Regions from separate parts of the Homo sapiens genome. Here region 2 is linked to region 1. A link is a contact called in ENCODE Hi-C or POLR2A ChIA-PET data. All regions are on one chromosome and are shown on one strand. Each heading gives the region's core, a stretch centred on a gene start or an enhancer-like site at or near the end of the contact. The rest is flanking DNA. Distances are from core to core; before and after follow the strand shown.

Evidence for each region. A loop is a pair of places that touch in the nucleus more often than their neighbours do. ChIA-PET counts read pairs that join two places held with the same protein, here RNA polymerase II (POLR2A). Pooled maps may share reads with other maps.
Region 2: a loop to region 1 is called in a pooled map, with 2.3 times the contacts of the local background. The contact joins the enhancer-like site here to the promoter of ERCC4 in region 1. A Hi-C loop is called at or near these places in 2 of 50 pooled maps. POLR2A ChIA-PET finds 5 or more read pairs at or near these places in 4 of 52 experiments (AG04450, MCF 10A, PC-9 and 1 more).

Annotation. Positions count from the first base shown.
Region 1 is chr16:13,918,380-13,922,658 of GRCh38, reverse strand. It overlaps ERCC4 (ERCC excision repair 4, endonuclease catalytic subunit), which reads right to left and starts at 2,505. Exons shown (of 11, transcript NM_005236.3): 1 at 2,287-2,505; 2 at 448-628. The coding sequence starts at 2,493. All of the region lies in intron 1 of LOC105371093 (a long non-coding RNA gene), which reads left to right. It overlaps LOC124903647 (a long non-coding RNA gene), which reads left to right and starts at 2,581. Exons shown (of 2, transcript XR_007065001.1): 1 at 2,581-2,980; 2 at 3,076-3,194. It also overlaps the pseudogene RPS26P52. RefSeq lists enhancers at 2,052-2,261, 2,302-2,661, 2,872-2,921.
Region 2 is chr16:14,656,827-14,661,563 of GRCh38, reverse strand. All of the region lies in intron 5 of BFAR (bifunctional apoptosis regulator), which reads right to left. Among named protein-coding and RNA genes, the nearest start is that of BFAR, 26 kb to the right of the region's middle. Within about 2 kb of position 3,328, at least 4 of the 41 ENCODE cell types and tissues checked have a DNase peak (open chromatin) inside an H3K27ac peak, as active enhancers do.

The DNA.
Region 1 (4,279 bases), core at 1,256-3,755:
AACGGTCATGCCAAAAAGGGCTGCGGCCATGTGCAGCCTATTTGCTGCACGAACTGTGCCTGATGTGTGCCCAAGGATAAAGCCATTAAGAAATTCGTCATTCAAAACACAGTGGAGGCCACAGCAGTCAGGGACATTTCTGAAGCGAGCATCTTCGACGCCTATGTGCTTCCCAAGATGTATGTGAAGCTAAATTACTGTGTGAGTTGTGCAATTCACAACAAAGTAGTCAGGAATCGATCTTGTGAAGCCTGCAAGGACCGAACACCCCCACCCAGATTTAGACCTGTGGGTGCTGCCCCACGACCCCTACCAAAGGTGATGTAGGGAGCTGAGTCCTTCAAGACTGAAGACAGACTATTCTCTGGAGAAAAATAAAATGGAAATTGTACTTAAAAAAAAAAAAGTACAAATTTACATACTAATAATAAGATTTCAAATTCTTACCAGTAATTAAATCTGAAGGTATTCTATCAGTCAAGAAGTCAACCACAAGTATCCTACTTGTCGCAAATATAACACCACCTTGTGTGTAAACTTCATAGCGACTGTTGCTTGTGATTTCATTTGTTACACGGCGAGGGAGGTGTTCAACTCCTTCTATCTTCAGCTGATTGATAAAATACTCCTAAATCAAATCAAACTTGATTAGTAGGCTATTTAATACAGGGCAGTTTTTAATAGGTCACAGATATTTAAAATAATGTGCTGTCTTTCTCTGAGATAATGAACTTAATAATGAATATACACACTAAGTTACTTCTTTATAGTAACTTCAGCCAACCAGTCTACATTTAATGAGGTTTTCTTGTTTTGGGGTTTACACTAAGGAATAATTGCACTTCAGTCATTATCAGCACTCAACTACAATAACATATGCACACACATACAAAACCTCAAACTTTTAAAAGCCTGGATTAAAAGATTTCTGCTACCTAGAAAATACTTCCCACCAAAGCCAGGTTTGTAGCCAAGCACATTCTATGAGATGATAACAAGGGAATCCTTTCCCCAGACAATGTTTTAGACTATCAGTTCTGTGCTAATCTATCCTAGAGGGACTTCATGTCACTGGGTCCCTTGGCTTGGTTTATTTATATCCCCAGTTTAAAACCATCTTTACTAGGCCCTGTGTGTTGCCTTAGGCCCTATGCCAAGCACTGGGGATACCTAGATGAATCAAACAGGATCCCTGCCCTCAAAGAGACTGTGGTCACTCTTCTCAGCTGACATTTTTCTCCCGGCCACCTGATATATCTAGGGGATCATCAGACTTGTCCGACCAAGCTGTGTCCCCTCTCAACACCCCTCAGACCCATGTGTAGCCCCATTCCATCTTTCTCAGTGTTCTCCATTGTCCTTAACTGTAGTTAACCTTTGCCAACATCCTCAGCGTCAAGCTCCAATCCCTTTCTGACCCTATGGCCCTCTTAACACAGCCTTGGTGAATGTCCTATTTCCTGGTCCCTCCTTTTCCCTATTGGGGTTTTTCCAGCGCCTCAGCATCTCCTTTCATGTCTCCCCATCACCCTCAGAGATCTTCCATCCTCATCACTGTTCCCTTTCAGGGACCTTCCTTCTGCCCCCAGAAACTCCCTTAATGGCCAACTTCAGGACTCTCCCGTTATTCCTATCCAGATCCTCCTTCCGACATCTCCCCCTCCCCTGCAGCGACCTCCGATCCTCTCCTACCACTCAGAGCCCCTTCACCTTTCAGTGCCCTTGCACCCATGTCAGGGACCTGCATCCTTCTGGGGACCCCTCCCATCCCTCTTAGTGTTGTCAGGGAATTGCATCCTTCTCGGGACCCCTTCCATCATTCTCACTGTGCCTGCACAGTGTCAGGGACCCGCATCCCCTGGGGACCCCTCCCATTTCTCTTAGTGTTCTTGAACTCTGGTCAAAGACTTGCATCCTTCTTGGGACCCCTCCCTTCCCTCTCAGAGTCCCCGCACAGTGTCAGGGACTGGCATTCCTCTTAGTGTTCTTCAACTCCTGCCAGGGACCTGCAGCCTTCTCGGGGCCCCTCCAATTCTTATCAGTGTCCCCGCACGGTGTGAGCGACCGGTATCCTCCTAGCGACCCCTTACATACGTCTGTGTTCCCGCAGTGTGAGGGACCTGCATCCCCCTGGGGACCCCTGCCATCCTTCTCTGTGTCATCGCGTAGTGTCAGGGGCCTGAATCCCCCTCAGAGCCCCTCCATCCCTGTCAGAGGCCTCGCATCCGCTCAGGAGGCCCTCAACACTCTCGGAGTCCCCTCACTCCCGCGCCAGCGCGGCCGCACCTCCTCGGCCGGCTGCGTGTTGAGCACCAGCACCAGGCAGGCTGGGTGGCAGTGCAGCTGGAGAAAGTGGTAGAGGAGCCGGTCCGCGCCGAGCCCGCGGGCGCACACTACTAGCCCGTCAGTGTCGAGCAGTTCCAGCACCAGCTGTCGCTCGTACTCCAGCAGCGGCGCCATGGCAATCCGTCGAGCCGGCTGCCCTGACTCCATGGAAGCTCTTCCGGGTCGCAGCCGAACGCAGCCGAAGGAAGCCGACTCCTAGTGGAGAGTAGGCCGAACTCAACCGAAGAGAGCCGAGTCCGAGAGGACGGCAGCCAGCCGAACGTAGCCGAGGAGAGCTGAGACTGAGATGATCGTGGGCCGAACGCAGCCGAAGAGGAGCCGAGGCCACGACAGGCGCGCTCTCAGAAAGCCGAAGAGAGCCGAGCCTGAGAAGGCAAGCGTTGGCCGAACTCAGCCGAAGAAGAGCCGAGTGGAGCCGAAGATTCATGGAGTCACCTGTAGGGGCTGGCGCCCCCTGTCGGTGTAGCTTGCAGATATCAGGCTCCATTCACGTCTCTTTTGAGTTTCCACATCCCCTGGCACCCTAGCCTCAAGCTGCCAAAAAGCAAGGGAAGGGGAAGTAAGCCTAAGGAGCTTAATCCCCCGACATCGACAGTTGAAAAAGTTACTGGTCAATATTCCAAATGCGCCAAGAGTTAGTAGCACCTGTTTCCTAGGGTGGTTTTTGGCCCTTCCTTTTGCGATTACTCCCCATCCTTCTTTTAATTTTTTTTTTCTTTCCCGAGACAGGATGTTGATATGTTGCCCAGGCTGGAGTGCAGTGGCTGTGGAATAAGCAGAATCATTTACTGACTTCAGACCTCTGTTTGCCTCCCAAAGACTTCAATACAATAAACTATTTTTAAAAATCCCTCCTTCCACTAGAGGGACACCTCCCGCAGTGTTTGTTCTATACCTAGAAATGCCTGATAGTTGAACTAGTAGAGGAATTGTTTTGTATAGAAACCCCCCACCTTTGTTATTAGAAAATAGAAAATACAAGTAAACAAAAATGAAAATCACTTGTTTCCATTACTTGGAAATAACCACTGTTAACATCACGAAATCTATTTTATTTAGTCCTTTTTTTTCTATCTATATACACATTCTCTCATCACACGGAGTTCTTTTACCGACACGAGATAATTAATATCCCTGATTTAAATCCCCAGCTTTGTCATTAACATTTGGCAAACCTCTGAACATGATGTTTCATATTCTTTTACAAAGTCCTTTTATATGGCTGATGAGATTTCCATTATGTGGGTGTACTTACCTAATTGCTTATTAGAGGACATTTAGTCTGTTTCTGCTTTTTCCCTTCCAGTAATATAAATAATATTTCACTAAACATCTTTGTATGTAAATTCAGCCGTGGCCTTCAGATACACGTCTAGAAATGAATAATCACTGGGATAAAGAGAAAAAAATTTGTAAGGCTTTTCATTCCATTCACATTGCCACATTGCCCTCTAGAAAGCCTATACCAATTCACATTCACACTAGCCGTTTCCAAGAGGATCTGTTCCTCTACCTCTTTACTGCTTAATCTGGTATTTTGCTTACATTTTGTCAAGATGAAAATAGCATATAATTCCTGAATGCTGTTTAAGTGGAAAGGGTTGCCGGCAGACACTTTACATACAGCGTTTCCTCTGAGGCAGATATTAATCTCGTCAGTTCTGCCAGTGAGAAAAATGGAGGTGCAGGGAGGTTATATAACTTGGGCAAGGCCACGGGAGCTAGTTAGTGTATTTCTTAGATCTATTTCAGGACGTGATATGGGGGTACTCAACACATATTTAGGAAATGAAGATTGAAATGACAAAGCTGAAATTCAAACCTGACTCCCAAGCGGTGGTAGGCAGAATATCGGCTTCCCAAAGATGTTCATATCCTAATCCCTGGAGCCTGTAGGTTGTTTTATGTGGCAAAGGGGGGTTTGCAGATGTGA
Region 2 (4,737 bases), core at 2,079-4,578, 740 kb before region 1:
GGGCATGGTGGCTCATGCCCTGTAGTCCCAGCTACTCAGGAGGCTGAGGCTGGAGAATCGCTTGAACCTGGGAGGTGGAGGTTGCAGTGTGCCGAGATCATACCACTGCACTCCAGCCTATGCAATACAGTGAGATTCCAGCTCAAAAAAAAAAAAAAAAAAAAAAAAAAAGATCCAATCTCTAGCTCTAGCTGGGGGGAGGGGTGAAAAGCATACTCTTGCACCCTGCTTGCAGAATATAGCCTTTTTAAAAAGCTATTTTGAAAAAGGTATCAAAGAGTCTTAAAATTGTTTAATTCAATCAGTCTGTAAGTGGGCACCACTTAATGCAAATAATCTGAAATACAGATTTTATATACAAGATGTTTAGTACTACACTGAGTGTAATAGTGAAACCAGTGAAATCTACAGTTACAGCAGATACTTAACATGGAATTCACATAGCCATTTTCATTTTCTTCAGTTTTTTAAATCAAGTTTTACTACAGTGAATGTTTACTTCCTTATTATAAAAGTAACTGAATAGATTATTCAGGGTAAGCGTGGTGGCTCACGCCTGTAATCCTAACACTTTGGGAGGCAAGAGGATTGCTTGAGGCCAGGAGTTCAAGACCAGCCTGAGCAACAAAGCAAGACCCAGTCTCTTAATTTTTTTATTTTTTTGAGACAGAGTCTTGCTCTGTCGCCCAGGCTGGAGTGCAATGGTGCATTTTTGGCTCACTGCAACGTCTACCTCCCAGGTTCAAGCAATTCTCCTGCCTCAGCCTCCCAAGTAGCTGGGATTACAAGTGAGTAATGCCACGCCTGGCTAATTTTTGTATTTTCAGTAGACACTGGGTTTCACTATGTTGGCCAGGCTGGTCTCGAACTCCTGACCTCAGGTGATCCACCTGCCTCGGTCTCCCAAAGTGCTGGGATTACAGGTGTGAGCCACCACGCCTGGCGTAAGACCTCGTTTCTTTAAAAAAAAAAAAAAAAAGGCCGAGTGCGGTGGCTCACACCTGTAATCCCAGCACTTTGGGAGGCCAAGGCAGGAGGATCACCTGAGGTCAGGAGTTCGAGACCAGCCTGACCAATATGATGAAACCCTGTCTACTAAAAATACAAAAATTAGCTAGGCTTGGTGGCATGTGCCTGTAATCCCAGCTACTCGGGAGGCTGAGACAGGACAATCACTTGAACCCGGGAGGCAGAGGTTGCAGTGAGCCAAGATCTTGCCATTGAAATCCAGCGTGGGCAACAAGGGCAAAACTCCATCTCAAAAAGAAAAAAGATTCAATTTATTTGATTCTTAGTAGCATCAAAATAAAATGAGCAGTTTACCACAGAAGATATAAGGATGGCAAATAAGCATGTGAATGTGAATTAAATGAGAAATGCAAATTAAATCCCCAGTGTCCAGTGGAGATCACTGCATCCTTGTTGGAATTGGGAGGGCTGGGAGGGAAGGCTTAACAGGGGCAGGAGGAAACTTCTGGGAGTGACGGAGATGTTCCCCATCTTCATCGTGTGATGCTTTCATGGGTGTGCATATGTGAAAACTTATCACATCGTACACTTTAAGTAGGTGTATATCAATTTTACCTCAATAAAAACTGTTAAAACATTCAATTTAGCTGATGCTATGAATAACTTACTGTTAGATTTTTAAAAAGTGTGATGATGATTGCATTTTTAAAAAGATTCTTTCTCTTTAGAAATGTATACTATAGAGACCGGGCGTGGTGGCTCAGCCTGTAATCCCAGCACTTTGGGAAGCTGAGGCAGGCAGATCACCTGAGGTCAGGAGATTGAGACCAGCCTGGCTAAAACGGTGAAATCCCGTCTCTACTAAAAATACAAAAAATTAGCCGGGCATGGTGGCGGGTGCCTGTAGTCCCAGCTACTGGGGAGGCTGAGGCAGGAGAATGGTGTGAACCCAGGAGGCGGAGCTTGCAGTGAGTGGAGATTGCGCCACTGCACTCCAGCCTGGGCGACAGAGTGAGACTCCATCTCAAAAAAAAAAGAAGTATACTATAGAGGCCGGACATGGTGGCTCACGCCTGTAATCCCAGCACTTTGGGAGGCTGATGCAGGCAGATTGCCTGAGGTCAGGAGTTCGAGACCAGCCTGACCAACATGGTGAAACCCTGTCTCGACTAAAAATACAAAAAAAATTAGCCGGTGTGGTGGTGGGCACCTGTAGTCCCAGCTACTTGGGAGGCTGAGGCAGGAGAATCGCTTGAACCTGGGAGGTGGAGGTTGCAGTGAGCCAAGATCATGCCACTGCACTCCATCCTGGAGGCAGAGCGAGACTCTGTTTCAAAAAAAAACAAAAAACAAAAAAAAACAAAAAAAACCAAATTGCATACTACAGGCTGGGCATGGTGGCTCACGCCTATAATCCCAGCACTTTGGGAGGCTGAGGCGGGTGGATCACCTGAGGTCAGCAGTTTGAGATCAGCCTGGCCAACACGGTGAAACCCCGTCCCTACTAAAAATACAAAAAATTAGCTTGGCATGGAGGCGCACACCTGTAGTCCCAGCTACTCAGGAGGCTGAGGCAGGGGAATCGCTCGAACCTGGGAGGTGGAGTTTGCAGTGAGCTGAGATCGCGCCATTGCACTCCAGCCTGGATGACAAGAGCAAAACTCCATCTCAGAAAAAAAAAAAAAATCATAATTACTATTAATTGGTGGAGGGGTGTACAATGGTGATATTGTAATTTTGTCTTTTGAAAAGTCCTTACTTTTCAAGCAGGACATGGTAGTGATACAGGAGTGAAGAAGAAGTTACTTAGGCAGATAGTGAGGGTAAGGGAGCCCTCATTAAGGTTTTCCTTTTTTTTTTTTCAGATGGAGTCTCGGTCTGCCACCCAGGCTGGAGTGCAGTGGCACAATCTTGGCTCACTGCAAGCTCCGTCTCCCGGGTTCACGCCACTCTCCTGCCTCAGCCTCCCCAGTAGCTGGGACTACAGGCGCCCACCACCACGCCCAGCTAATTTTTTTTTGTATTTTAGTAGAGATGGGGTTTCACTGTGTTAGCCAGGATGGAGGTTTTCCTTTTAATGAAAAGCAGCCTCAAATCATTTTCCTTTCTAACAAACAGCAGCCTGTAAAATGGAACTGCAGACACAGATGCTGGCAGTTATGTCAATCATGTTCAAGACAGAAGCTCCATCTTCCCTTCTCTTTGTCAGCCACATGTACAGTACAGTAAGGAGCAGACAAGATAGCACCAGCCAAGGGGACAGAAAGTTCCTTTGCATAATAAGATTAGGGTGGGGTGACCACCCTTCCTGTGCACTGTGGAAACATCATACCTGATCGAACCAATCTGTGAGCCCTATGTAAATCAGACACCGCCTCCTCAAAACTGACTAAAAAATCCAGCACATCTGCTGCCTGCCAGTCTTTTCCTCTTGGAAGTCCCCTCTCTCTTGCTAGAGACAGAGCTGTTTTCCTTTCTCTTACTTTTGCCTATTAAACCTCTGCTCAACTCTTGTGTGTCTGTGTCCTAAATTTTCCTGGTGCAAGATGACAAACCCCAGTTCCCCAGGCAATGTAGCTGCTTCAGTAGCCTGTGCCTGTAGCCCCAGCTACTTGGGAGGTTGAGGTGGGAGGATTACTTGACCAGGAATTTGAGACCAGCCTGGGCAACATGGTGAGACTCCATTTCAAAAAAAAATTTTTTTTTAAGAGATTAATGCTGAAATATTTACCTATGAAAAATATGGCAGCTTGGCTGGGCGCAGTGGCTCACGCCTGTAATCCCAGCACTTTGGGGAGGCTGAGGCGGGCAGATCACCTGAGGTCAGGAGTTCAAGACTAGCCTGGCCAATATGGCAAAACTCCGCCTCTACTAAAAATACAAAATTAGCTGGGCATGGTGGCACCTGCATGTATTCCTAGCTACTCTGGAGGGTGAGATATGAGAATTGCTTGAACCTGGAAGGCAGAGGTTGTAGTGAGCTAAGGTCGCACCACTGCACTCCAGTCTGGGAAACAGTGAGACTCTGTCTCAAAAAAACAAAAACAGGTCAGGCGCGGTGGCTCACACCTGTAATCCCAGCACTTTGGGAGGCCGAGGCAGGCGGATCACAAGGTCAGGAGATCCAGACTACCCTGGTTAACATGGTGAAAGCTCGTCTCTACCAAAAAATAAAAAAATTAGCCGGGCACGGTGGTGGGCGCCTGTAGTCCCAGCTACTTGGGAGGCTGAGGCAGGAGAATGGCGTGAACCCAGTAGGCAGAGCTTGCAGTGAGCTGAGATCGCGCCACTGCACTCCAGCCTGGGCGACAGAGCGAGACACCCTCTCAAAAAACAAAACAAAACAAAACAAAAACAAAAACCAAATAACACAAAAAATAACAAACATTCTATTTCAGGAGCTCCACGCACATTCTTTACAATATTTGAAACTAGTTATTAAAGTAATACACGCACATATTACAGAAGCATTTTTTATTTCTTTCTTCATTTGAGACAGTGTCTCACTCTGTCACCCAGGCTGGAGTGCAGTGGCACCATCTCAGCTCACTGCAACCTCCACCTCCTTAGTTCAAGCAATTCTCCTGCCGTAGCCTCCTGAGTAGCTGGGATTATAGGCATGCACCACCACACCTGGCTAATTTTTGTGTTTTTAGTAGAGATGGGGTTTCACCATGTTGGTCAGGCTGGTCTGGAACTCCTGGCCTCAAGTGATCAGCCTGCCTCGGCCTCCCAAAGTGCTGGGATTACAGGACTTTGTTCCTTATG